Linked DNA regions of Homo sapiens: regions 1, 3, 4, 5, 6 and 7 are each linked to region 2. Evidence: chromatin loops called from intact Hi-C (ENCODE). Cell type or tissue: heart left ventricle. All regions are shown on one strand. Region 1 overlaps PLCL2 (phospholipase C like 2). Region 2 holds the start of PLCL2 (phospholipase C like 2). Region 3 overlaps PLCL2 (phospholipase C like 2). Region 4 has its middle 86 kb from the start of PLCL2-AS1. Region 5 has its middle 97 kb from the start of PLCL2-AS1. Region 6 overlaps PLCL2UT (PLCL2 upstream transcript). Region 7 overlaps DAZL (deleted in azoospermia like).

What was found. A loop is a pair of places that touch in the nucleus more often than their neighbours do. Peaks named below come from ENCODE experiments on the same cell type or tissue, not always from the same donor. Only the 100,000 strongest peaks of a DNase experiment are listed, where the experiment ranks them.
Region 1: a loop joins it to region 2, with 4 times the contacts of the local background. A loop is called at or near these places in 58 of 110 quality-filtered maps.
Region 3: a loop joins it to region 2, with 2.5 times the contacts of the local background. A loop is called at or near these places in 11 of 110 quality-filtered maps.
Region 4: a loop joins it to region 2, with 27 times the contacts of the local background. A loop is called at or near these places in 17 of 110 quality-filtered maps.
Region 5: it touches region 2 in a loop (2.0-fold over the local background); 17 of 110 quality-filtered maps call a loop at or near these places.
Region 6: it touches region 2 in a loop (4-fold over the local background); 10 of 110 quality-filtered maps call a loop at or near these places.
Region 7: a loop joins it to region 2, with 2.7 times the contacts of the local background. A loop is called at or near these places in 27 of 110 quality-filtered maps.

What each region holds. Positions count from the first base shown.
Region 1 is chr3:17,025,744-17,029,743 of GRCh38, forward strand. The region is part of intron 3 of PLCL2 (phospholipase C like 2); the gene reads left to right. Among named protein-coding and RNA genes, the nearest start is that of PLCL2-AS1, 27 kb to the right of the region's middle. In heart left ventricle, no CTCF peak of the experiment used is centred here; no DNase peak of the experiment used is centred here.
Region 2 is chr3:16,882,168-16,886,167 of GRCh38, forward strand. It overlaps PLCL2 (phospholipase C like 2), which reads left to right and starts at 2,788. Exons shown (of 6, transcript NM_001144382.2): 1 at 2,788-3,199. The coding sequence starts at 2,873. LOC105376972 (a long non-coding RNA gene) reads right to left here and starts at 2,175. Exons shown (of 3, transcript XR_002959616.2): 1 at 1,678-2,175; 2 at 1,239-1,403; 3 at 761-1,097. RefSeq lists enhancers at 932-1,640, 2,643-3,138, 3,139-3,638 and silencers at 1,941-2,610, 2,821-3,150. In heart left ventricle, CTCF peaks have their summits at 2,026 (motif pointing right) and 2,226; DNase peaks (open chromatin) are centred at 214, 2,044, 2,714 and 2,864; H3K4me3 peaks cover 2,755 bases; H3K27ac peaks cover 4,000 bases.
Region 3 is chr3:16,943,641-16,947,640 of GRCh38, forward strand. The region is part of intron 1 of PLCL2 (phospholipase C like 2); the gene reads left to right. Among named protein-coding and RNA genes, the nearest start is that of MIR3714, 12 kb to the left of the region's middle. In heart left ventricle, a CTCF peak has its summit at 1,923; no DNase peak of the experiment used is centred here.
Region 4 is chr3:17,139,067-17,143,066 of GRCh38, forward strand. No RefSeq gene overlaps it. Among named protein-coding and RNA genes, the nearest start is that of PLCL2-AS1, 86 kb to the left of the region's middle. In heart left ventricle, a CTCF peak has its summit at 2,228; DNase peaks (open chromatin) are centred at 1,746 and 2,253; H3K27ac peaks cover 1,028 bases.
Region 5 is chr3:17,149,690-17,153,689 of GRCh38, forward strand. No RefSeq gene overlaps it. Among named protein-coding and RNA genes, the nearest start is that of PLCL2-AS1, 97 kb to the left of the region's middle. RefSeq lists enhancers at 1,736-1,815, 1,816-2,317, 1,856-1,915, 2,116-2,285 and a silencer at 3,672-3,843. In heart left ventricle, no CTCF peak of the experiment used is centred here; a DNase peak (open chromatin) is centred at 2,238.
Region 6 is chr3:16,764,855-16,768,854 of GRCh38, forward strand. It overlaps PLCL2UT (PLCL2 upstream transcript), which reads left to right. Exons shown (of 6, transcript NR_199590.1): 4 at 1-20; 5 at 2,253-2,439. Among named protein-coding and RNA genes, the nearest start is that of PLCL2UT, 43 kb to the left of the region's middle. RefSeq lists an enhancer at 3,967-4,000. In heart left ventricle, a CTCF peak has its summit at 2,377; no DNase peak of the experiment used is centred here; H3K27ac peaks cover 528 bases.
Region 7 is chr3:16,599,630-16,603,629 of GRCh38, forward strand. All of the region lies in intron 1 of DAZL (deleted in azoospermia like), which reads right to left. Among named protein-coding and RNA genes, the nearest start is that of DAZL, 3.8 kb to the right of the region's middle. In heart left ventricle, a CTCF peak has its summit at 1,809 (motif pointing right); a DNase peak (open chromatin) is centred at 1,802; H3K4me3 peaks cover 393 bases.

The DNA of each region.
Region 1 (4,000 bases), 140 kb after region 2:
AGGTAATGATTTTTCTCCACAGCTGATGTATTTCTATAAATAAAGTTTGACATTTCATAAGCTTTGAAGCTCATATTTTGTTGTTACGTTACATTTGACCTCATGTTCATAAGAGATACAATTCAGCATTGCCTCTCATTTTCACATGAGTGGGAAGACTCACCGTCACCCTCACCAAACCTCTCAGAGCAGCGCACGTGTCTGGAGGGTGAGTCCCTTCTGCACAGTAACTGCTCTGTCAGTGGGGACTGTGGGAACTGTCACTCGTTAGTTTATTTAACAGCTCCTGTTTTTCATTCTCTTCACTTCTATTCCCCCAGATTGCTGTGAAATAATTAATGCCACTCACCCCACCAAAATAACCACTTTTAATACCAGTAAGCTGATTTTACTACCAGACGAATTTATCAGGAATAAAAATAGCATTTAATAATGGTTTTAAGCCTTTTCTAACTTAATTAGGGCATTTAAAATTCTGAGCCATAAGAAAATTACTCTCACACAGTGGGTAGACAACATGATGTGTTAAGAGTCAAGTTTAACTCTACAAGCTTAATTACCAATTAGCTGAAAACTAACATGTTAAGGAGTTTAAAACATTTGTTTCCCTACCACATTAGTATTAGTCAGATGTTTAGGGCTAAATGTTAGGGATTTTTATATGGAGATTTTATGTGAGATTATTCATCTACCTACAGAAATATTTAATTCAGATATTTTCTTTGAAATCAATGTTGATCATTCTAGTTTTCTTTGTAGTTATATTCTGACACTGGACAGACATCAGATGGGGCCATACCATCATTTATGTAATTCTGCGGCATGAAATAACTTTAGCTTTTAAATCACTTATCTGGGACAGATTACTCATGCTGTAATCCCAGCACTTTGGGAGGCCGAGGCAGACTTAATCTAGGAGTTTGAGACCAGCCTGGCCGACATGGTGAAACCCCATCTCTACTAAAATTCACAAATTAGCCAGGCATGATGGTGCATGCCTTTAGTCCCAGCTGCTCAGGAGGCTGAGGTGGGAGGATCACTTGAACCCAGGAGGCAGAGGTTGCAGTGAGCTGAGATCACACCACTACACTCCAGTCTGGGTGACAGACTGAGACCCTGTCTCAAAAAATAAATAAATAAATAGATCGTTTATCTTGTATTAGAAAAAAAAACAAAACAAAATAAATTCTATCTTTGTGAATAGAAACAGCTATTTCATTATTTAGCTAAATATAACTGGGATGGTACGAATTTTAAGCTGTTTTCCTAAAACTAAGCCCTGTCTTTATTGTTAAACGTTAGAATTCTCCATAGCCAAAATTTTTTGTCCAACATATATCGTAATATGTGTTTATTCTTTTAAAATACCAACTACACTTGATTTTTCATGTTCTTTCCTAAAAAGTGCATGTCGCATATCAAACTATATTATCTCAAGTACTTTGAGTCCAGTTTTACCAAGTGATGCATCATGTAACATTTTAGAGGAGGAGCTGAGAAACACATGTTTCTGTATAGTCTGAAAGCTGAGAATGGTTTTTACATTTTTAATTTATTGGAAAAATAAAAAATAATATCTTGTGATATGAAAGTCATATGAACTTCAAATTTTGCTCTCCATAAATGAAGTGTTTTTGGAGAACAACCACCTCCATTAAATACTATCAATGACTGCTTTCTCACTACAGTGGCAAAGTTGAGTAGGGTAGTTGCGACAGAAACTAAGCCTAAGCCTAGCAGCCTACAATGTTTACTGTCTGGCTCTGTACAGAACAAATTTGCCAACACTTCCAAAAGTGGATTGGGTAAAAGTCCTTAGGGTATTTTGATACAGTGATTTTCAAAGTCACCTTTGCCAACCTAAATTATGACTTTCTCTTTCTTTCTTTTCTCTTTTTCCTTTCTTTCTTTTCTTCCTTCCTTTCCTTTAAAATGTACTCACTGCATTTTGAGTTTTGATACATAAGAATGGGATTCTAATCGTTAACCTGGAGGAAGGAGGAGACTGTTATCGTTGCCTGAGCACTCCTCTGCTGGAAAAAGCAATGAGCCTGAATATGGTTCTACTAATTGTTACGGTCAGAAACCTAAAGAAACAAGAGGTGGAAACTAAAAGAGGAAAAAGCCAGTGGAAATTAACGTTTGCTCTGATTTTAATAGCGCCCGTGAGGCAAGCATGCTACGTCAGTGGGAAGTGGTGACAATCCACCTGAGCTGTGTGCTATAACTCAATAACATTTGTAACTAATTTAACCTCACATATATTTAGTGTTTATGTATAACCATGGTTGTGCTGCTTGGTAATGAGGCATTAAAAATGAGCCAGTCCAAGAATTGAGTTTAAATAGTACTCCTTCTCTCAGCCAAATCAAGCATTTCTTGCTGAGGGGCTGAAGGGCTGGGTGGAGAGAAGGGAATTGGGTAGAGTTAGTGAGCAGCTCTGCATCGTCTCTGAAAACCCCTCATTTCCTCTCACCCTTTCCTAAGGCGAGGAGGAGGACTTTCTCTCAAACTGTAAAATCCAGGCTGTGCTAACCACACTCAGTTTAAAGGAAGGGATTATAAAAGTGCTTGAGGTGGAGACTAATCCCATGAAACCCTCTCCCACCTGAGGAATGGGAAAGATGCTCTGAAGCCTCTGGATTCCCACACCTTACTGTTGTTTATGCTATTCACCTCCTTCTTATACTCGTCACAACTTATAATTATACATTCATTAGCTTGATCCTTTTTTTTTTCTTTTTTTTTTTGAGACAGGGTTTCACTCCTGTCACCCAGGCTGGATTGCAGTGACGAACTGTTGACTCACTGCAGCCTCTGCCTCCTGGGCTCAAACAATTCTCCTGCCTCAGCCTCCTGAGTAGTTGGGACTACAGGCACGCACCAGCATGCCCGGCTCATTTTGTTGTTTTGTTTTTTTGCAGAGGTGGGGTTTTGCCATGTTGCTCAGGCTGGTCTTGAACTTCTGAGCTCAAACAATCCACTCACCTCAGCCTCCCAAAGTGCTGGGAATTCCTTTTTTAAAAGTACCTCTCTTCCTCTCCCTGAAATCTGAGCTCCAGGATAACAGGGCCCATGTGTCCTATGCAACATTGCGTTCTCAGCACCGACAGCAGAACCTGGCACACAGCAGGTACTCAAAATCCATTTTTGGTGAATGAATGAAAATAACCTTGATCTCCAGGACACAGATATCAGGTGCCCTTCTTACCCTACATGTCTTTCCCATATGTCCCTGTATTCCCCGAACTTGATTTTTATTTCCATGCACACAAAATGCCTCGGGGAAGGGGGCGCAGAGGGTAGAGTGGCTGCTCTTCCAGTCTTAGGTCTGTATGGAAGCACTTATGTTCTAAGGCAGTGAGGGCTGGCTTTGCTGGTCCAAGAAGAGGAGGATGCCTGAGGTGCTTGGACAACTCCAGATGCTTGTAGGGAGAGAGGGACCAGAGGCAGGAGAGACTGGTCCTGAGAAGGAAGATCTCAGCATCCCAGCTCCTGGATCTTTCACCTCTTGTTCAGACCCTAGATGTCTCCCCAGCTTTTATCAGAGGATCCTTTATCCTATCTGCAATTCCCTCCTTAAAGATTCGTATGCCCTTAAAAAAAAGAAAGAAAGAAAGAAAAAAAAAAACAACTGTATAGAAGAGCTTAGTGCAGAAGAGAGGAGGAGGAAAATGTGAGGGCCCCTAGTTATTCACCTGGCTATGATAGGAGAGAAACCTGGTTCAGTTAAGCTGCCTGAGGTGGGAACATCCCTCATATGTGTACAGTGTTTTATGATTTTTTTCCCAAGCATGCTCATAAATCAATTGTTACATGAGCTAATAGTCAGAGGCTGTGGTGTACAATGATGTTAGCACATGGACTGGGGTCACACCAGAAAAGGGAAGCCTTGGGTAGGGATAGGGTCCGTTTGAGCTGAGCAGAGAAATTCTTGAAAGCCAGAGAGCCACTTTCCCCCAACTGCTACAGGCCCCCACTCTCCAACACCTACTGACCC
Region 2 (4,000 bases):
GTGATGAAAAAATCTGAGTTTAGCTTATTATAAAAAGCCTGTTGGGAGCCAAGCATCGCACATGTCAGAGGAACATGCTGCTTCCCTTCACCATGTCTGAGATAGGGTACCTACAGTTGGGCTGTTTGTGGGATGAAGAAGTGCTTCTATAACATCAGCAGGCGTGTGACCAGTGGCTTGTGGGAGACAAGCACTTATGGGAATAAAAGGGAACCTGGCACAGGCCTTGGGCCTCTGGCATCATTAGTTACAGGTCTGCCAAGATGCTTTGGGAAACATTTTAATTTAAATGCCAAGTCTATTTCAACGAAGCTCCCTGGTATGACCTGTTGGGAGTCCAGAGTGAGATGGATAGGTGCTCACTTTGGAGGGCACTGGTGAATCAGCTGGTGCTTCTATAAAAAGCATACTGGGGGTTAAACATCACTAAGTCCCTACTCAGCCCAGGAAAATCACAGTGAGAGCCATGGGATCTATGGCTTTCATAGCATTTTACTAGTGACTCGTAAATGCAGGAAAGATTAGATACTAACACACAAAAGGCAGAGACACCTCTGGGTGTTTATTCAAAATATCAAACTTAGAGAACTTGAAGAATAAAGACCCCAGCATTCTTTTTTCCTCCCCCGAAGCATACTCACAGGCTACTATGACTATAAATTTAATAAAGCAGAGTTAAGAGCCTGATTTGAATTATTTCAATATTTTTCCTCCAAAACTATCACAAGACAGAAAAAATAAACATTTTGAAACACAACGAGAAAAAAGAAAGAAAAGAGCTGAGACTGAATAAAACACTAAGCATTGTCCTTCGATGTAAAAAACTATTTCTGTTAGTGTGTAGGCCCAGGTTGGAAAGAGATGTACAAAAACACGAATTCAGAGGATCGGAAGAATTAAAACGCCCCCAAGAATAACATGAAAGTATTTGATGTTGCTTCAGGGGCAAGGGCGAGTATGTATATGTACGTAAATCCATTTCCTCAGAGGCTCCTTGGCAGTCTGTTACAACACCACGCTAATGAAAGCCAGGTCTTTAAGTTCACCCCGCCTCTGGACTATTAGTTTCTCCTTTGCGCCCTGCGGGGACTGCATTCCTGGAAATGAAAGCACACGAGTTGGGGAAGGGCTGGGGTGCCAGAGAGGGTAGGAAGCTGGAGCCCACGGAGCCTGGGATGGAGAGGTGGGTGGGCCCAGGCCTGGGGCGTGGGGTGGCGGTGGAAGGTCTGGGGTCTCACCCTTCGGAGTTTTGAGTCTTGTCTGGCTCCAGGGAGGGAGATCCAGGGGAGATATTTACGAACGGAAGCCACACGATCAGCTTGGACTTTTAGGCCAGTCACTCCGCCTTAAGTGGGTGCGTGAGAACCAGAAGAGGGACTGGCTGTAGCGCTGCAAGTGAGATCCTGTCCCAAAAGATGAGCCTGACTTAGGCTGGGCCCCGCAGGCCGGCAGGGCCAGCCGGCATCCCTGGTAGGGGAATCGGGAAGGTCTCAATGATAAATCTGTGTGTGGAGACTCAGAGGGCACGAAATAGGCTCTGCTGATGTCCTCTGCCCCTCATAGCCTGCCAGCCACCCCAGCCTTCACCCCTGCCTCAGCATCCTTCCAACTAGTTGAATCAATCAGGAGCCCAAGGGAAAGGAATTGGTCCCAGTGTATGAAATGAGTCTGACCTACTGGGGAAGTCAGAGAGGAGTGTCCCGAACTGGGTGGGAAGGAAACGAGTTCCGTGCGCGGGGCTGGGGCAGGAGTGAGGCGCAGCGGCCGAGATCCTGAGCCCCGGGACCCTTGTTCCGGGCCCCGAGGCCTACTTGGTAGTTGCCCCTCGGGGTTCCGGGTGGGTGACTGACAGTTGCAGCAGCTCTGGGGAGGCGAAGGATAGGCAATGACTTGGGGCTCCCGTCCACTCGGCTTTGAGGTCCCCGCGGCCCGATGACCCGGCCTCGGTGACAGCAGCCGCGACGGCGGCAATCTCGACAGGGAGCTAGGCGGCTCATGGTGGGTCAGGGGGCGACCGAGGAGGGACCACGCGGCCTGTAGGGGGCAGCGCCGAGCTCGGGAGGAGACAGCAGCCGGCGGGTGGGGTGGGTCTGGGCTGCCCCCTCCGGGAGCTGCCCCGGGGCCGCACGGCGATTGTCATACCCGGCCGCCCCTGCCCGCCGTGGGCTTCCTCTCGGCGCCGCGGGCCTTAACGGGGCTCTGAGGGGACGTGACAGAGCTCGGCACGCGGCAGCCTCTGGGGAGTTAGGGTCCGGAGAGACCCACGCGTCGCCCCCCGCCCGCCCGGGGCCGGGAGATCCTCGGGAGCCGCCTCCGCGTGTCCAGAGAGTGTCGGGGCGGCCGCCACTTCCCCTCGCCCTTCGCCGGAGGTGGGCGCCTTTTCCTGCGTGGCGGGTGCTCCGACCCCAGTTGCTCTGAGCCCCGGGGAAGCGCGCCCCGAGCCCCTGACGTGGGCGCCCCGTTACCTCGGGGTGGGTGCCTGGGGCCCCTGAGGTGGGCGCGGGTTGCCCCGGGGTGGGCGCCCGGCCCGCGCGGGTTATTTTTGGCGCCCGCAGAGGCGCGTGTGTTGGGGCGTGTTTTCCTTCCCCAGGTGCCGAGAGCCGGGGCTCCGCCGGCGCCGGAGCTGACTCGTCTCTCTCTTCTTTCCCCTGCAGGAATCTTCCGATAATTCTGCCGCCGCGACTTTAACCGTGCGCAAGGCGAGAGCTCGAAACAAACATCACATCTAAATTAAAAAAAAAAAAAAGCGGAAGAAGCGGCCGAGGCGGCGGCGGGAGGAGAGGAGGAGGGGCCGCGCGCGGCGGCCCGAGGCGGCGGCGGGGACGCGGGGACGCGAGGACGCGGCTTTGTGCAGGCGGGTCGCGGGGCGCCCATGGCGGAGTGCGGCCGGGGGGGCGCCGCCGGCGGGGCCCTGCCCACCTCCCCGGGCCCGGCCCTCGGCGCCAAGGGCGCCCTGAAAGCCGGAGTGGGGGAAGGCGGTGGCGGGGGAGGTCGCCTCGGCCACGGGCGGGCGCGCTATGACAGCGGCGGGGTTTCCAACGGAGACTGCAGCCTCGGCGTGTCCGGGGACGAAGCCCGGGCTAGCCCTACCAGGGGACCCCGCGGCGTTGCGCTCGCCCCGACCCCCAGCGCGGTCGTCTGTACCCTCCCCCGGGAGAGCAAGCCGGGCGGCCTGCCCCGCCGGAGCAGCATCATCAAGGTAGGTGGGAGAAGGGCGCTCATCGCCCACCCTCAGCCGTCCTTGGATTCTATTTTCTCCCTGGGGGAGTGGTGGTGGAAGGAGGAAGCCCACTGCTAACAGGAACCACTGGAGCATGGGTGCTTGGGGTGGTTGAGCGGGGATTGGATGCAAATGGCATGTGGAAAGAATGGAGAGGTGATCCCTAATGTGCAGGGGGAGCTGTGCTCAGACATCCTCAGTTGAACTTGGGGCTGTCACCTCTTCCAGGATTGGTCTGGCATTAGGGCCTTGTACCTGCCGGGGTAGGGCATACTCTTATGTGTAGCCTAGTCTGGTTAACAGACTCCCTGTAAGATTTCTATTGTATCTTAAACACAGATAGGGATTATGTGAAATGTGAGAACATTTTCTTAAAAATCCCAGGCGGCGAACAGAGGGTGAACAGAGATTATTTAATAGGGTTCTTCTGATCCGTATACAGTTAGTTGGCTCTTACAAATGTTTACACTTCGAGGGTGCAAAATCTCCTAATATCCGGTCACTCAGTCACAAAGAAAAATAGAGTAGATTTCTGAACATAAATGCAGATTTCCGCTTTCTTAGGCTCAAAAGCTCAGAGATTACAGTTCCACACGATTTAATCTTTTTCCTTGCTGCAGTAGGCAGGCCTCGAGTACTGTGGAAGTTCTTTTGGGCAGTTTGCTTGGTTTTGCTTGCACAGTGTTAGCGGAAGAAAGCCAGCGATTGTTTTGAGCATTTTAAACTCAAGAAGTAATATTAGGAACTCCCGAGTTTGTGTTAGTTTCATTCTAATGTTAC
Region 3 (4,000 bases), 61 kb after region 2:
ATATGTGTTTTTAAAAGATTGTTCTAAAATGTTATTATCTGCTTAAAAAATATAACAGATATCCATCCATGTAATCAGTGTAGCTCTGTATCATTGTTTTAAGGGTTGCATGGTGTTTTTTGTAAGGTTATTCCATAATCTTTAAGCTATGTTTAGGTTGTTTCTATTTTTTTAGCATTATAAAATAATTTTCTAATTAAGGTCTCTTCTAGGTAGCTTGATTTGTGCAAATAACTTAATCACCCTTTGGATCCTTGCTTACTTCTGTGAAAGGTGGAGTTGAGCTTGATGATCTCTTGGGTATTATGTTTAAGGTCACTTTTTATTACATATGGTTTCATGCCTTCAACTCATAGCTTTCCCTGGGAGAAGTGGAATAGGCAATGGTTAAGGGCATGACTGTTGTAATCACAGTGCAGGGATCCAAATTCTCTTTATTGCACTTACTAGCTGTGTGACCTTGGGAAAATTGTATAACCTTATTGAGCCTCAGCTGCCTGATCTGTATATGGAGATGATAATACTAACATTATAATGATGTTGTAAGGATTCAGTGAAGTGTAATGCACATAAAGTGCTTAGCATGATGCCTTACATACATACTAAACACTCAATACAGGTTAGTCAATCTTTTTATTATTAGGATTTCCACTTCTAACGTGCCAGAAGCCTACCCATTTTTCAATGGGGAGCCAGATGACTCTCCATCTTTCCAGGTGGTCAGGCCAAGAACATTGGAGTCATCGTTGACACCTGTTACTAGGCTGAACTGTGCCCCCTCAAAATTCATCTGTTGAAGTTTTAACCCTTAGTGCCTCAGACTGTAACTGTACTTAGAGATAGGGCCTTTAAAGAGGTAATTAACATTAAATGAGGTCATTGGGATGGGCTCTAATCTAATATGTGTCCTCATAAGGGAGATTAGCACAGGCACACAGAGATAAACAGACCATGTGAAGACACAGAGAGGAGATGGCCATTGGCAAGCCAAGGAGAGAGGCCTGGGAAGAAACCTGGAGCACCTTAATCTTGGACTTGCAGCACCAGAACTGTAAGAAAATAAAGTCATGTTTTTATTTTTTGAGGACTTTAGTTAATAAAAATGTATTGTACTCCGGGTTTTTTTTTTTTTTATTTGAGACAGAGTCTCCTTCTGTCGCCCAGGCTGGAGTGCAGTGGCGTGATCTTGGGTCACTGGAACCTCCACCTCCTGGGTTCAAGCAATTCTCCTACCTCAGCCTCCCGAGTAGCTGGGATTACAGTCGCCTGCCACCACACCCGGGTAATTTTTGTACTTTTAGTAGAGACGGGGTTTCACCATGTTGGCCAGGCTGGTCTCGAACTCCTGACCTCAGGTGATCCACCCACCTGGGCCTCCCAGAGTGCTGGGATTACAGGTGTGAGCCACTGTGCCCAGCCTATTCCAGATTTTTTTAAAGCACACATTGCTGTGTGCTTCCCAGTTCCCTCTGCCTGGAACACTCTTCCTGCAGATAGCTGTGGTGCTCAACCTCACGTATTTCAGATCTTTACTCAAAAATCATCTTCTCAGCAAGGCTTTACCCTATCACCTGTTTAAAATCACAGACACAAACACATACACACACACACACACACACACATACACACACATGCACACACAGCACTTGTCTTCTCTTTCTGGCTTTTCTCCGTAGTATTTATATTATATATCTTACATGCCATGTATTTTACTTGTATTTTGAAATATTGTGTTGGTTTTTTATTATAAGTGCCCTGAAGGGTGAAGTTTTTTTCTGCTTTGTTCCTTGTATATCCACAGCACCTAGAACATTGCCTGGTACATGTTCAGCACTCTATAAACATGTTTGGAATGAATGGATGTGTTTTTTGGCTTCCTTCCAGTCTCCTACTCTCAGTTTGTGCTCCTATAGCACCACCTCTCTTGTGACTTTTGATATATTCTGGATTTACTATAGTGTGTTGTCTGCCCCCACCCCAGACTGCAAAGTCCTTGATCAGAAACAATTCCTCATATTCCTTCTACTGTCCAGTGGCATACTCTATATAGGAAGTGCTCAATAAACAGTCTAATGAATATGTTAACATCAGCAGTCATCGGTCATATAGCCACTCTGTTTCCATTTCTTTCCCACACACAGCAAATTTGTAGACCCTGGGGTCATGGTTCCACTTTATGAATGAAGTAGAGACCTTTCTGACCCAAGCGCCATTTACCCATCGCTTCCTTTTATCTTCTGCAGGTTTATTCACATCCTCTCTACCTTTCCCTCTTTTCACTTTCTCTTAGAGTTATGTCATACGTTTCACTACTTTTCTCTTTTCCACCATCACATCGGATCCCTTTGTTAGCCAACAGATGCCTGTTACTAAAAAGAACAAGAACAGTGGCGGTCCATAAACATTAATCACCAGAGAAACAGTGTAAATTTGTGAGAGCAACAGGCTTTGAGTCTAAGTCAAGAATCTTCCAGACTGAGGTAGCCTTTGTGGAAATAGAAAGACTTAAATTGAATATTGGAAATGGGAAGGATTTGGATAGAAGAGAAGAAGGGGAAAGGTGGTTTAAATAGCGGGAAATGAGAAGCAAAAAGGAGGCAGCGGAGAGCGCACCTTGTTCACCAGCTTTCCCAGTGCTTCATTGGGCCTAGCGGACGCTTCGGAATTCCACAGAAGAGAGTTTCCAGTCTTCGTTCTCCTTCAGTTACTATTGTTTTTCTTCATATACTAGATGGAGTAGGAGGATCAAAATGAAAGCTTTAAAAAATATTTTTAATTGAATTTAAATTGTTTTCTGTTTGGTTTAACTACTAGTATTTCAACAGTAATTTTCCCTTATGTTTAAGTTGTCTGCCTACATTATTTCAGTTACATTGTGGATTAAATAGGCTTTTCTGGGTTGGTCTGAGATTATAAGGACTATTTATATTACAGTTTTTATGGGAGAATGAATTCAGGGTTGTAAACAACCGACCTATGTAGAAACTTTTGGAATGCAACTTAATGGTTGACTGTTTTCTTGTAACTGTTTTAAATTTTGTTTTGTTTTTTCATTTTGCTTTTCTAGTCTATAAATGGAATATGGTGTGTCTTCTTTCCTTTGATTCCATTGTTGCTCTGTGTAGCTAATTAGAAAGTTTATAGAAGTTATAAGTCCTGTCATAAGTCATTTTACTTCAAATTTCTTATAATATTTTAAAATTATTAATAGTTTCTTTCCACCTTTTAAAAAGATAATCAGGGAGAGCTTTTCTTTTATATTAGTTTTCCCATATAAGAGTAAATGAATGAATATAAAATTAAAGTTTCATTCTTTTTTTTTTTTTTTTTTTTGAGACAGAGTTTTGCTCTGTTGCCCAGGCTGGAGTGCAGTGGCACGGTCATGGCTCACTGCAGCCTCGACCCCCTGGGCTCAGGTGATCCTCCCACCTCAGCCTCCCAAGTAGCTTGGACCACAGGCACATGCCACCACAACTGGCTAATTTTATTTTTTTTTTTTTAGAGACAGGGTCTCACTCAGGCTGGCCTCAAACTCCTGGCTTCAAGCGATCCTCCTACCACAGCCTCCCAAAGTGCTGGGATTATAGGCGCGAGCCACCGCATCCAGCTAAAGTTTTATTCTTATGAGTCATCATTATTTTGTGTGGGAGTGCAACATAAACTGCTAAAAGAGCAGTAAATAAAGATTTTGTTAAACTCTTACAGTTGTGAGATTGGACAACAGGAGATTTGAACTCCTCAGGAGAAGCGATGGTGCAGTTGTTCCTAGAACCACACTCAGAAAATGGGGCTGGAGGAATAATGATTCCTACTGCGACTGTCAGAAAGAAAGGCCCATCTGCAAAGCCTTTGGGTTGACACTTCCTACCTGTTTGGTGTTTTGCACTTTTGGAGAGTATTTCATCACATCCATGGGGTGGAAGTGTTTTAGAAACGGAATATCCTCTGCCTGCTTTTCAACAGTTTTGTCTCCATTTATTTTAGTATTCCAAATAATTAT
Region 4 (4,000 bases), 260 kb after region 2:
CAGTTACCCCAGCCAAGAGATGTGGTGGTAAGGATTTATCCACACTTCTCTCCTGCTTCTCCTCTCCTGTCAACTGGCTCTGTGCATTTTGGGCAGGGAGAAGCACTCCTGGGCAGCGGGTCCCAGTGTTTGCGGCACAGTCTTCTGAGTGCAGAGGTGGATGTCCATGAGCTCTGAGCCAAATTTGATCCATCAACAGATTCCACGGCCCTGGCCACGTGGTGGGTTCCTGTGCAGCCAAGTGACCTGAAGAGGGTCACTGGGTAAGGCTGAAAATGCAGCTAGTTTGGGTGCGTAGGGGACAGCCCACTTGTGGACTGACTTGCTGAGCTGGAGGGGCTGCTTTTCAATGAAGTCACATTGTTATGCAGCGATTTTGTCTTTGAATATTTCTTCCTGGGCAGAGGGCACAACAACTGTGGTATATTTTTTCAGGGCTGCAGGTGCAGGTGTTTGCATGGTTGGGCAGCAAACCAAAAGGAAGTCTCCCCTGGCCAAGGAGTTGGAAACAGACATGCAACCACATCGTTACGGACTGTGTGGTGCTGCCATGACCTGCAACATGGGTGCCCGTCCACCCAGCCCACGGCAGCACAGCCCACCTTGGCCTGTGTCTGTGACACAGCAGAAAACACTTAATCCCAGGCTCGGGGCAGCACTTGGTGCTGCTGGTGGACCTGCTCTTGCACAGCGAACCAGCCTTTGTTCCAACCCTGAAATCATTCTGCTGTCTCCTGGTCTGGACCTTCTGTGGCTCCAGGTTTCTTTATGCCGATTGTATTTGGAAGCATCCCTTTTCCTGGCCTCTTCGGGGTGACAGCTGTGTTGAGACAGACAGACACACACCACACACACACACACACACACACACACACACACACACACACACACACACACAGCACAGCCATTCCCCGATCAGGCAATGATGCACCGCGCATCCCTTTCCCTGTTTGCACTGCCTTTGCTGTGGAGCCCGGGGTCCTCTGTTGGGCCCTGAGAGGTGGACAAGGGGTCTTGGCGTTTCCCTGGAGACTCACCACGTGGTGGTGGGCAGCATTTGGTTGGCTCCTCACAGGGCCTCTGCTGCGCTGCAGAAGGTGAGGATGCTGGGGGCCCTGGTGTGGCCTTATTCTGGGGCATGCTTCTGGGGTGCAGTAGGGTGGGTGGGGCTTGCATTCCTGGCCATGACTCTAAAGCCTTTAACTTAATTTCTCAAAGCCCCTTCGGAGAAAGCCTTCTGGGGTTGGGATGTGGGGCTGGGTGAAAAGGGTCTTAGACTCATGAAGAGCTGTGTGCGTTTGATCTTTCCAGCAGTTCAAGAAGTTTGCCAGACATGAAAGGCTGGACGAGCCTGGTGATTAGATCCCTGTTCAGCCGCCAATGAGAGACTTTTGTTTTGTTTTGTTTTTTGTTTCAGATTTTGTCTTCCCCCACCGCCACCCCACTTTTTAGCTCTGTTTCTTTCTCTCTCGTCTCTGTGCGTCCGCATGTCTCTCTTTGTATGTCTCTGTATCTCTGTGTGTCTCTACTTATCTCTTTGTCTCTGTCTTTAAATGTCTCTGTCTCAGTATCTCTAAGGCTTTGTCTCTATTTCTCTCCTCCTCTCTCTGATGCTATCTCTCTGTGTCTATCACTGTCTCTCTCTGTCTCTCCCTTTCTGTCTCCCTCTCTAGCGCTCTGTTTCCTCTGTCTCTGCCTCTTTCTGGCCCAGTCCAGAGCCCTTGGCATGAGGACACGGGTGAGTCAGGGCTGGCTGCAATTGGACACCTCAGGGATACCAGCCAGTCCTGGTCCCTCTAAAGGGGAGCGATATGTGTACTTTCGGGGTGGTAGGGGGTGCGGGTAGTAATCTGGCGGTACATTCTGTCCCGGCCCCTTATAGGGAATTTACTCTCAGTTGGACCCACCTCCACCCTTACCCCCACCAGAGGGCTGTTCCTGGCAAAGCAGAGCAGCTTCACCATCAGGCACAGGACATGCCAGTTTCGAGAGACGTTTAGGATTTATGTGCAACCAATGAATAAGGCAAGTATTACATGGGACATTTGACTAGTTTATCTTGATCACTAAATGTCTAGGTGGTCACAAGACAACCTGACAGACGTTACTGGGAGAACTTGATATTTGGAGGTCACTTATATTTGAGCAAGGGTAGCATTCATGTTCACCTGCGCATTTGAGGGGCATGGGGACTGGTGTGCCCAGAGCCTGGAGGGCCCCCACGTGGCAGCCAAGGGAGGCTGAGGAGCCAGGTCAGTTTCCACAGCACTGGCTCCTCCTGGTCAGGGCAGACCTCTGCTGTCATAGCCTGAGCACCAAGGTGTGGCCCAGGAGAGGATCCATGGCTCTCTTGCCATCTGGCCCTGCTCCTAGGTGCTCACAAAAGTAATGACAGCAGAGGGGATGGGGCACATCCTGGGCACAGCGTGGGGGCTGATCCTCCCAGCCCAAGGCTCAGCAACCACAAAGGGCTGGGTCAGAACAAGCATGCGGTGTGTCGTCGGGTGTGAGGTGGAGGAAATGGCCATCTGTGGCCTGTGGAACTCAGATGGGCAAAGAGAACCCATGAAAGGCACCTGAGTGGTGGGTGACATGAGCAAATAATGTCTCTGTAGAAAGGCAAACCCGGCAGCTCTGCACTGGGTGCATAGAATTAGAGGCATGACAGGCCCTGGAAAAGAGACTGATCTATGAAATGCAGCCTCCAAGCGCAGATCTGATCTGAGAGGATCCGCAACTCCATGACCCTGCAGCTTGGTAGTGTGTGCACCTGTGTGTGTGTGCATGTGCATGTGTGTGCATGCGTGTGTATGCATGTTTGTGTGTGTGCATGCATGTGTTTGTGTGTGTGCATGCATGTGCGCATGTGTGTTCTGACTTGTGTCTTCCACTAAACTTCCATCTTTGACCACTCCCCTTCCCTCCCTGCTCCTTCCTGCAAATCCACTCCTGGGAGACCCTGAAGAAAGGGTGGGCAAATAACATGGAGCTAAATCTTTCAAAGCTGGGGGAGGGAATGGGGTCAGAAGACTGGTGCCAATCAACCTTCTTTCCCCCACCCATGAAAGTGACCAATTAAGAGATTCAGCAAATCCCACAGGTGCTTGTTCATGCATCAGCCGTGTTCACAACAGCCCATAAACTCCTCAATTGTTCAGACCAGCTATGGTACATCCACACACCGGCATGCCACTAGTGATGAAAAGGAGCTGTTTTCATAGCAGTTGAGGACCCTGCGGGACTCTATTCCTGAGCAGTTCTGCAACCGGCTAAAGGCTCCTGGCAATAGAACACACATCAGTGGTTGCCTTGGGGGAGGCCAGGACTTGGGGGGACCTGAGAGAGTTTTCTGGGATGATGGAATATTCTGTATCTTGACGGTGTGGTGTTTACACAGGTGACAACATCTGTCAGAAATCAATGGGTTGAGCCTTTAATATCTACCTTATTGTATGTAAATTCTAATTCAAGAAAATAAAATAGGCTGCCAATTCAGAAAAAGAAAGAAAAAAGAGGGAGCAGGAGGCATAGGATGTGGCCTGACTTCTCGAGGGTCCCTTGGGGTAAATACAGACACCCACCAGACCCACATCAGGCCTAGCGAACGCGGAGCCGCTGCCTGAAGGGGTGGGCTCCTTACCTTGAGCCCCTGCGTGCCTCACTGGCTCACCCCGTCCAGCCCTGCTGTGGGCTCCACGGACAGAGCTTCCCAGGCGTTAAGAGAGGCATGCATCCCGATTTTCATGTGCAATCTCTGTTTTTTAATATTGGCTGCAAACACCTAAATTTCAAAACATGAAGTGGTCCTCAAAGACCACATCAGGCCCTCTTGCCACTTTACCCCCTTATCCTTAAAAGTTTTGTCCTCGAGAGTGTTTCAGATGGCCTCAGAGCTGCTGGAGGTTCCCTTGTGTTTTGAGCACACCACAAATTCCTGATGTTCTTTGATTCAACTGACCAAGTGAGCAGGCTGGGGCCAGGTCAGGAAGAGGCCATCTTG
Region 5 (4,000 bases), 270 kb after region 2:
GCCACTGCACCTGGCCTAGTTGGATATTTGAAATTAGATTTATGCAGGAGTGTCTGGGTTATTATTGAGGTCTGATTCATCTCTTCAAAGAAAGGGGTCAGTGTCCCCAATGTCACTTTGGGCCATACATCATGAACGGAGTCACAAGTTATGGGGCTATTTCCCAGGTGTTTCTGAGAGAAGAGTACCAGGCCCAGAAGTGTTTTGCAGACCTGTCAGGGATCAGAGGACATCAGCAACAAGAATGCGGCCGAGTGGACCTTTCCGGGGGAGGCAAGGTGGGAGAGGAAGGGAGACCCGGGGACATAGAGGATCTTTCACAGCAGGTGCCAAGACTCTAGGTCCTCCTCCTACATTCTGGTGAATGATCATTGCCACCTGGCTGGAATTTGTGCAAAATTGGCTGCATTCTGGGAAAAGCACTTGTCAAATCCTCCCAGAAAAGAGCCTGGAGCCAACATGTCCCTCAGAAACTGTCCTTCTGCTGCCCCCCACCCCCCAACCCCAAATGCCTTCTGCCCCTGGACACCTGAGCAGTTCTTATGTCTTTGCATAGATTAGGAGGATATTCCAATTTATTCTGCATTAAAAGCCACTTTTCTTACATGCTTCTTCCTCTGAGTGACAGCTATGGCTTCAAGCAGTTCTCTTTTTAGCTAAAAAAGCTTATCAACTATGTGGCCACTGAACTCCATACACTCTTCAGAGTTGGTTAGTATTATGGACACTTCTTTAAGGAATCATCTGAATCTTTAAGCTGTAGGAATTGACCCATTAGTGGATCATGAGATTAATTTAGTGGGTCACATCCAGCACTTATGAAAGTAAAATAGAATCAAATAAAATAGGGGAGGAGGTATCAGAATGAGAAAGGTATTGCATGCGGTATGAGGATGTTTGTTTCACGAGCCTTCTGTTTCAGGGTGTGTATGGTGTGTGTATTCAGGGGTTAGGGTATGGGGGTAGAGGCAGCTGACTGGCTAGCAAAGCTGTACTCCTCTCCATAGTATCAGTGTGTCCCTAGGAAGGGGCTGCCCTTGTGTCTAGGTGGGCCGCTGGGTGACTTGCTTTCCCAGTGGAATGTGATTAAAAGTGACACTTTACTTCTTAGTCAAAGTGTCTCTGACATTGGTGGGAAAGTCCTAAAGGATGGAGCCTCAATGTGGCTGGGTCCCTGAATCACTGCATGGAGGAGAGTCACACACAAACCAGGAAGCCTCACTTTGATACTTATGTCTGTGAGAAATGGACTTCTCTTGTTTTAAGCAACTGACATTTTGGAACCTGTGTGTTATATAGCAGCAGACACAATCCTATTTAATATATCATGGAATATATTTTTAAGCCAGTCAAATTTCATCATAAAATGTATTTATTACTGTGGGGTCTGGTCAAAAAAGTTTGAAAAAAGTGCCTGCTCGGCTGGGCGTGGTGGCTCATGCCTATAATCCCAGCGCTTTGGGAGGCCAAGGTGGGTGGATCATGAGGTCAGGAGTTCAAGACCAGCCTGGCCAAGATGGTGAAACCCCATCTCTACTGAAAATACAGAAAAATTAGCCGGGTGTGGTGGTGGGCACCTGTAATCTCAGCTACTCGGGAAGCTGAGGTGGGAGAATTGCTTGAAACCCAGGAGGTGGAGGTTGCAGTGAGTTGAGATCGTGCCACTGCACTCCAGCCTGGGCAACAGAGCGAGAATCGTCTCAAAAAAAAAAAAAAAAAAAAAAAAGCCAGCTCTACCCCAGCCTCCTTATTTTTCAGATGGAGTGTCAGAGAGAGTGGGGCCTACCCACTGTCTCCTGGACGAGCTGGGACCAAACCCAGCCTACGCAGGAGGGGTCATAACATGAGGCCTGTATCTGCTTTGTTCCCATGGAATCCGGTAAAGTGGATCCCCAGTTCGACTCCAGCAGGCCCATCTCTCACCTGTCTGCCACGTCCACACTGCCACCAGGGACAGAGCTAACATCTGGCTCTGCTTCATGAGGCCTCCAGCCCCAGAGCAGCTCAGGGACAGGAAGGATGAACTCTGCCTGGCCTTGCTGAGCTAGTTCTCGGGGCTCCCACTGCAAGCTCTGTGGTTAACGCCTCTGCTGACAGCGGACAGGACAGACTTTCTCTGAAAGTCTGAGTTTCTCTGAATCTCTGAGGTGCAGGATTCTCAGAAACCCAGCGGCAGCCTTGCCACGCACCACCGCTGCGACACTGGGTGAGTCACACACATGCCCAGGAACATGCCTCCATATCTTGTGACAGGGTGAGTTTGGTCCCTGGTGCTGGTGCTGCACGGTAGATGGAAGCACAGCGGCTGCTGCGATCATGCAGAGCTTGTCACCTCCAGGAGTTAGAAGCCACCCAAATCCTGCCATTCAGGTGCTGGGGGAGGGAAAGTCCTGAGGGGCAGAGCTTCTGGGCTGTCTGCACACATGTGGCCACATCAGCCCAAGGCTTTGCCTTCCCCATCACCGGCCCCCATGGGGAGACTGGGAGGAGTTAATGCAGGTGACAGCCAGACCCAGGGCCTGGAGTTTGACAGGCTTAATACCCTTGCAACACCCCTGCGAGGTGGCCAAGCTAGGCATTTGCCCCAGCCCCACCCCCCAATATTAACGACGGGGAAATGGAGGCTCCTGGAGCTTGCTTGTCTTGCTCATAGTCCCCTCTTGATTGGCTGACAGCGGGATAGATGGACCCCTGGCACCTTGAGGGAGGAGTCAGGCAGGCAGGGCTCACGGCACTGGTGTCTGATGGACACTAACATCTCTGAATGAACTGGGGTTGGTTGACACTGGCTTCTATCTTTCCCCAACCTGTAAGCAGCCTGGGATTTGATCAGAGTTGATTATGACTCTTTCCCCAGGGGTGATGTTTGTGGGAGGGGCAACGTTTATGGGAATGAAAGCAAAGAATGACAAAGAGGTTTAGGAAAAACCTGGGACTGGCTGGTCCTCAAGATCTGGGGAGGAGGTGGTTTCTGCGCTCTCCCCCACCCCACCGTTCTGGGCTCCCAGAGTCATCTACTCATCTCCTCCTCCTCTACATATTCATATTCACCCCTCACACTCCAGTGGCCCAAGCTCAGTCCCTTCAAGGGAGGCTGGTCTAGTTGTGTCCCTCCCCAGGGGGAAAGGGAACTGGGGCTTCCTGAAGGGTCTCTGCCACATCCTTCCCATCTGAAATTATCTCATTCATTCACTGGGCATTGCCTTTCTCTCCCACTGGACTGCAAGCTCCCTGAGGACAGGCATCTTATCCATCTTGTTCACTGCATGTCTCCAGCCCCCAGCACAGTGTTTGGCACATGGTAGGCTCATAAATATGGGTAAATAAATAGCTAAGGCTCAGAGTCCCTCTTTTCAAGATAAGAAATGCAGAATCTGGACTTGGACATGAATATATTCAGCAGAATGCAGGGAGGTGTAGGACAAAGGCCTGGAGAACGTGTACAGTCCTAAGATGGGAGAGTTTACAAGAGATGGATCCTGCTAGTCAGAGTTATCAGGAAATAGCCACTGCTGCATAACGACCTTCCCCAAAACTCAGTAGCTTAAAACAATCATTTAGTTTGCTCACAATTTTGTACTTTGGGAAGGGTTTGGTGGGTATACCTTGTCTCTGCTCTGCACAGTGTCATTGAGGCCAAAGGATCCACTTCCGAGATGGTATTGTAAGCTGTTATTGACTGTTGGCTGCTCTCCACATTGCTGCTTGGGCTTCCTTGCAGCATGGTGGCCAGGTTCCAAGTGTGAATGTACCAAGAGACAAGAAGTAGTCCCATCTGATGCCGCATCATGTCCTCCATAGTCTACTGGTTGAGAAGTCACAGAGCCAAGATTCAAGGGCCTCTTCATGGGACCGGTGTCAAAGAGTTTTGGGGTGTGCTTAAAAAACATATCTAAGGTTTCCTGGGGGAGAGGAGTGAGCAGCTACACATACTGCAGGGTTTGGATGGGGCCTGTAAGCTCCCCAGAATGGCTGGAGTGCCTTAGTCTACCACCGGATG
Region 6 (4,000 bases), 120 kb before region 2:
GGGGCTAGGACACTGAAGGGGTGAGTAAAACTGGATCATAAGCAGGGAGTCTATTGTCTTCCTTATCGGGGCTTGCAAAGCCATTCATTTTGGTACCCTTAAGGAGACAATAGGGCTAATTTGTACATCTACTTTGCATTTGTTTGAAATATATTTACATTTGGCTGTGAGAATCTGTTTTTGTGTGTCTGTTATCTGTTAAGTTTTGAGCACTCAAGATGGGAAACACTGTCTCTGTTCCTGCCCATCGCCCCCTAGGGAGAATTCTGGCAGATTGGAAACAATATGGTTATCCACCCATGACTAAAAAGAAATTAATCTTTTACTGTAACATAGCTTGGCCAATGTATGTTTTAGAGTCTGAAGAAAGGTGGCCAGTTTGTGGGACCTTGAACTTTCACACCATCTCTCAGTTAGAACTATTCTGCCAACGGTTGGGAAAATGGGGGGAAATGCCATATGTCCTGGCATCCATGTTACTGTATGATTAGGATGTTAAGAAAGAAGGGAATAAGTTAATGGTACAATACACTGCTAAGGTTTGTCCTGACTCCTAAGGGGAGGAAGAAAGGACTCAGAAACCCAACAGTTAATAAATGCTCTTAACCCCTATAGTAGCTACTGCTCCAGTGCTAAGGCAAGGAAAGGAAGAGTTACTGCCCCCAGAATATAAGGAAGCCGCAGAGTTAGTGTCTCCCTCTCGAACTAGGCAAGGTACTAATTTGGGGAGGTCACTGACCCTGGAGCAGGGCAATTTCCACTATGACAATACCCAGTAGGGGTTAATCAGCAAGGAGCTCTGGCTGGATATTATTGGGCCTACAATCCTTTTTCCACATCCAACTTGTTAAATTGGAAAAACATCCTTCATATAGACAGGATCCCCAGAAAATGACTGAATTATATACTACTATATTTGCTACTCATTGTAGCACATGGGCAGGTGTGTAAGCCCTCCTGAATATTATGCTCACTGCAGATGAGTGGCAGCTAGTTTTAGACAAAGCAAAAGAGGAAGTGCAACACCTTTATGATGAGGACCTAGATGATACTCCAGATTCTGATAGGGCAATCCTCTCTATGGACCCAAGTTGGTACCCTAATGAGGCCAATGCGGCTGGCATGGTTCACTTGGAACACTACAGGAGATACATATTAAAAGGCATGAAATCAGCTGGGCATGGTGGCTCATGCCTGTAACCCCAGCACTTTGGGAGGCCAAGGCGGGTGGATCACCTGAGGTCAGGAGTTCGAGATCAGCCTAACCAACATGGAGAAACCTTGTTTCTATTAAAAATACAAAATTAGCTGGGCGTGGTGGTGCATGCCTGTAATCCCAGCTATTCGGGAGGCTGAGGCAGGAGAATCACTTGAACCTGGAAGGCGGAGTTTGCAGTGAGCCGAGATCATGCCATTGCACTCCAGCCTGGGCAACAAGAGCAAAACTCCGTCTCAAACAAAAAAAAAAAGGCATGATATCTGGAATGCCTAAACCTAAGAGCTTAAACAATGTACAGCAGCTCCAATAAAAACCTAATGAGGAACCCTCTGAGTTCATGGAACATATTGTCAGGTGTTCAGAAAATATACAGACCCCTACAAGATCCTGAAAATGTCAATATGGTTAATATGACTTTCATAGGGCAAAGTACCCCTGATATCAGGAAAAAGTTCCAAAAGATAGAAGGGGCCTTTGGGACGAATGCCTCCCAATTGATTGATATTGCATTAAAGGTTTATAACAGCAGAGAAACCAGGGAAGTTAAAAACCTGTGACAGGCAACAATACTTCTAGCCACAGCAGGAGGAAATCCAAAAGGAAAGAGATTCCAAAAATGGAGAGGAAAAATAGAAAAGGATCAATGTGCTTGCTGCTGGGAAACAGGACATTGGGACAAGGTTGTCCAAAATTAAGCCAGAGTGAACCAAAATCACTGATGGGAGTTAAGCCTGGAAATGAATTTGAGGAAGATTGAAGGTGCCCAAGGCCCCCAACAGCTCCAACCCTATCTGATATTAAAATCTCCCCACAGGAGCCTGGGGTAAAATTGACAGTAAAGAAACAAAAAGTGGATTTCTTAGTCCACATTGGCACTCCTTATTCAGTGGTTAACACCCCAGTAACTGGACTTTCTAATACTTCTGTTAATGTGGTTGGGATAAGCAGAGAACTAAGATCGGAATGGTTCCTGTGTCCCCTCTCTTGTAAAGTGGGCAATGAATTAATACTCTTAAATTCCTTTATGTGCCAGAGTTCCCAGTCCCTTTACTTGGCAGAGACCTGCTATGTACCTGCTATGTAAGTCTGTAATCCCGAGAAACACCAGATGTGTCTCCCAAGTGCCTCTGGAACATGGGTTTCAGCTGCAGGCGCTCCTAACAGACTCAGAGGCTTCCAACTCTAAAACAGGGACTATTCCACAGGAAATCCTTGACAAGGTAAGCTCAGAGATTTGGGCTTCACATGGGCCCAGGAAGGCCATCAGTGTGGACCCAGTGAAAATTAAAATTAAGGAAGGAGCCTAGCCAGTCCAGAAGAAACAATACACTTTAAAAAGAGAAGCACTAGAAGGCATTCAACCAGTCTTTGTCCAGTTCTTGTAGTATGGCCTAATAGTACCCCATCATTCTCCTTACAACACTCCAATTTTGCTGGTGAAAAAGCCTCACTCACACAAATTTTAATTTGTACAAGATTTAAGGGCAATTAATGACATTGTAGAAGATGTACATCCCACTGTAGCTAACCCATGTACTGTGTTTATTTCTCTTCCTGGAGATCGTGAATGGTTTACAGTATTGGATTTAAAGGATGCTTTCTTTTGCATACCTGTACGCATAGAAAGTCAATTGCGGTGTGTCTTTGAATGGACAGATCCTGAAGCCGCAACTCAGTTTCAGTGTTATTGGATTGTGTTCCCACATGGGTTTAAAAACTCTCCAACTATATTCGGAGAAGTCTTGGCTCAAGACTCAAGAAGTTTACAATTGGAAAATGGGGTGTTGTTAGAATACATGGATGATTTACTAATATCTAGCCCCTGTGAATGGGGATGTCAAAATAATACCATTAAAACTCCAAATCACCTAGCAACCCATGGGTACAAGGTTTCAAGTAAAAAGGCTCAAATATGCAGAAAAACTGTGGGGTACTTAGGGTTTCTCTTGCAGAAGGGAACCAGAGCCTCGATGGTGGAAACATGAAATGCAATTGCCTCCATCACCACACCCTCTACTAGAAGACAGCTGAGAGGATTTCTGGGTATGGCAGGGTTTTGTTGCATTTGGATTCCTAACTATGGACTGCCAGCAAAGCCACTATATGAGCTGTTGAAAGGGGCTGACAATGATCCCTTCAACTGGGAAGTGAAACAAACACCAACATGCATTCAAACAACTGAATGTAAGTTAATTTCTGCACCAGTCTTGGGGCTTCCAAATCCTCACAAGCTCTTTCAACTGTACAATCATGAGAGACTGGGTCTGGCACTCAGGGTCCTCTCCCAAAAGTTAGGAGAAATATTACAGCCAGTAGCTTACTTTTCTAAGCAGCTGGTGACTGTGGCCAAAGGCTGCCCACCCCCTTGTTTAAGGGCAGTCTCTGCCACCAGCCTGCTGTTAAAGGAAGCTGAGAAGCTAACTTTGGGACAGCCTGTCACAGTCTATGTGCCTTGCCAAGTGCTGGTGCCACTGGAACAAAAGGGAGACTATTGGCTGACAGCAGCAAGTTAGGCAAATGCCAGGCCATTTTTAAATGACCCCACAGTGAAATTACAAACCACCAGAGCCCTGAACCCAGCTACTTTACTTCTTCCTACCAAAGAACCAAAACAACCTATGCATAATTGTTTATAAGTTATTGATCAAGTATTTTCCAGCCATCCTGATTTGAAGAATACAGCCACGCTGCATGTAGATTGGACATTTTTCATAGATGGGAGCAGCCTGGTAACCAATGGAAGAAAGAATGCTGTATATGCTATGGTGACCTCTTAAGAGG
Region 7 (4,000 bases), 280 kb before region 2:
ATACCATCTTTATTTTCAGATAAAGAAACACACATATAACTCATTTTTTCTGGATTTTGATCAGAACTGTCTTTATTCTTTCCGCAGTAGACTCTAAGGCTAATGTAAAATTTTCTGAAGTAGAATTTGTAAGTAATATATATGTTGGAGAAGCAATATAGCAGAGTGAAACAAAAATTAATTTAGTCAGGAGATCTAGGTTTATGTCCCTTACAGGTAAGTGGTTACAAGCCACTTACTTGCCAGCCGTGTATCTCTGGGCAAACTGCTTTGAGAAGGAAATGAGATAACATCTGTGAATTCATTTTGTAAAGTATAAAGTGGTATATCAATATAAGTTAGTGTCCTGTTATTTGAATTTATTTTCAGATTTTTTTTCAAGTTTCTTTTTTGGCTTTACTATTTTAGCTGACTTATCTTGAAGATACTTTTAATTAAGAACGAATTGAAACATCAGGAAACTATGAAACATCATTAATTTAAAAATCATTGGTGAAGTGCCTGTTGACTACAAAAGGTAACTACAAAAAGCTGCAAAAGAGAAAGCTATTACACATATACCTGTCTGAAAGAAAACAAGACAAAAGAAAGCAACTGTTATCTTTTTGAAAAGCACAGTAATTTTATAGGAATTAATAAGAAAGTAGAGTTCCTGCTTTGTTAATTAGATGCTAGAAGTTACTGATTCTACACAGCTTTACTAGAGATGAAATCTAAATTGTCAAATCAACTAAAGCTGAGTTTATTGCTTTTCTCTATTCGTTTGTGCTTATACTTGCTATTTTGGGTTTGTAAATAATTCCTAATTCTTTCTTTTAATAGTGGTATTTCATGACAATGATGTGGAAGAAAAATTTAAAAACTATTTCTACAGTTTTTCCTTTCTAAAAATGTCTTACGTTGTTTTTCTAAATGACATTAAGCTGCGTATCTTGAACTATTAGGAACCTGATTAGATTTCCCCCCTACAGACAATTTACCAATCCCTTCTCAGTTCATTCAGAAATCCCAAACAGAATAAAACAAAACAAAATAAATTCTGAAATTCTTGTAGTTTTTTCTCCTTTTCAATTCCCCCTTGATTTGTGGATGAACTTTGGATATGTTTTTCTTTGATAAACAAGCTATATATACAGTATTGTCTCTGCATCACAGTGTTTGGATGTATTTTAATTTAGAAGTGTAACATCTGGCAGAAAACTGTGTCAGATTATAAGAGGTCATGATAATGCATTGATTCTCAACTGGGGAAGATTTTTGAGCCCTGGGGGCATTTAACAACGTTTAGAGATTGCTTGTCACAACTGAGGTGTATTCCTGGCATCTGATGGGCTGAAGGCCAGGAATACTACTGCACATCCTACAATGCAAAGAAAGCTTCCTACAACAAGGAACTATTTGGTCCAAAATTTGAATAGGGTGTGGTTAAGAAACCTTGTGACAGTGCCACAAGAATTGAGGAGGAAAATTATTGTTTGGGAAGAACCTGATTTCCATTGTTCAGTAAAGTAAGTCTTTTCAGGACCTCAGTTTCCTTGCTTGAAAATGAATGGTTGGAAAAGATCTCTGGTGTCTCTTCTAATTCTCATACCCTATACAAGAGTAAAACGGATACTTGGCGACAACAGTAGTTTGGTAAAGAGGAAAAGAGGCATTTGATATTATTAGGAAGTCTGACTTTGGCTTGGATCTTACAAACTGGCTGCCTGCTTAACTGGAATCGTAAATATAAAATTCATAGGATCACTTTAATAGCGTAATAACATCTTAAATTAAGGAGGCACCATCATGTCCTAGTTCTCAGCCAGCAGGTGGCGCTCAAAGCTAACAAAGTAAGCAATGTACTTCATTTTTACCACGGCTTGATTAGCAAGGGTTGTTAAATTCCTACTGTATTTATACATAATTATAATGTATATATAAAAATCCACAATCAATAGACAAACTTTGGTGAAACCGTGGCCAAAAATATAAATGAATGCTTAGGATAAGCAAAAGCTTAATTTTAAAGAAAGTACCATCGTAACTGTCAATAGCATCCTGAAAACAAACTGCATTAAAGAAGTAATTTTCTTAATCATACCTTCAAGTGAGTTGGTGAATTTTGAAATGAGAAATGTTGGAATAGTAAACGGGTGAGCTTCAAGACCATCATATACACAACTCTCATTGTTATTTATAGCAAACATATTCCTTGTTATATTTGGACAACCAAGTGACAAAGACAGCTAAAAGCTGGAAAAAATTATTATGTAACTCCTGGGATGTCAGCTTCTTTCACAGTATTATCTAATTCAATTACTATGTGAACATGAAAGCAAACTGAGATTTATATAAACTGACCAGGAAAAAGGCTATAATTTGTAGTTATCAAAGTTACGTTCACACCAATAGGAAGGAACGAATAAAGAGAATGCTAAAATTAAGAAAATATGACATGAAAATCAGAATCAAAACTTTAAGTAAATCCAAGAGTAGATTCTTGGGGAGTTGGGGGTGGGGAGGATGAAATTCAAGCAATAAACAATCCTGGCAAAACTAAGCAAGAAAAGGCAAGAAAGCAAAAGGATATATGAGACCTGAGAAATGGGTTATGACCACAGATTATAAAACAATGCTATGCATAAACTCTATAGAAATAAATTTGGAAATCAACGACATGACAAACTTGTAGAGAAATTTAAATTTTTACAAAACAATCTTGAGAAAAAACACCTAATGATACCTGGCTCAGTTTCCGTGGGAGTTTTTTCAACTTGTAAAGAAATAGATAACTTGGGTGTATGTTTGTGTCAGAGAGAGGTGCACATACACATCAGACACCAGAAATAAAGACAGAAAACACAGAAGAGGAGATTAAAAAATTCAAACACTTTTCTTCAATTTTCAAAGAGGAAAAAAGTATTTCTCAACGCATTTTACAAAGCTAACAGCATATAAGTAACAAAGCCTCATCAAGATGAGCCATCCCTGCCCTCAACACAAATGCAAAATTCCAGCAGTATATAAAGAATATAGTTTATATTGGAAATGCAAGAATACTTCACAGGATATTGTTACTTTAACTCACCACTGAAAAAGCATTTGACAAAATACAGCATTCATTTTTAAATTATCTAAATATCCAAGTAAAACAGAAATAGAGACATCTTATTTTCTATCAATCTAATTCTACCCTATCATTAAGCTTAAAGTGAAATACTAGAGTCATCTCCATTGAAATTAGGAATAAGGTAAGGGCACCTCCTTATTACTACTATGTATTTTTTTCCACTATGTATGACAAAGGTGAACATTAATACAGTCTTTATGAATCAATACAAATAAAAATAAAAAGGAAGTTTAAAAAGCTAATGATCGATCAACTTCATTGATGATTTTTAAAAGTGCACATCAACATAGTAAAATATTTTCCAGCTATTAGGTTGACAATTCAAAAAATCCTAATACCTTTCATTGGAAAGGGTGTGGAAAAGAGATCACTCTACACACCATCAGTGGGAAAATACTGATACATTCTTTACACCAAGAGTAGCTTGGAAAAGATGTATCATAATTTGATAGGCGAGGATACTCATCACTATACTAATGAGGGGTGTAACTTAAAATTGTTACCAAAGGGGTAAAGCGCTTTCACCCAGCAATTCCACTTACAGCAATTCATCTCAAGGAATTAATAATACAAGCATGCCAAGATATTTACACAAGGATATTCATAGCATTTTTTTTTTTTTGAGACTGAGCCTCCCCTCTTTGTTGCCTAGGCTGGAGTGCAGTGGCATGATCTCAGCTCACTGCAACCTGCCTCACAGGTTCAAGTGATTCTCCTGCCTCAGCCTCCCGAGTAGCTGGGATTACAAGTGCGCACCACCACGCCTGGCAAATTTTTCTGTTTTTAGTAGCGATGGGGTTTCGCCGTATTAGCCAGGCTGGTCTCGAACTCCTGACCTCAAGTGATCCACCCGCCTCAGCCTCCTAAAGAGATTGATTACAGGCGTGA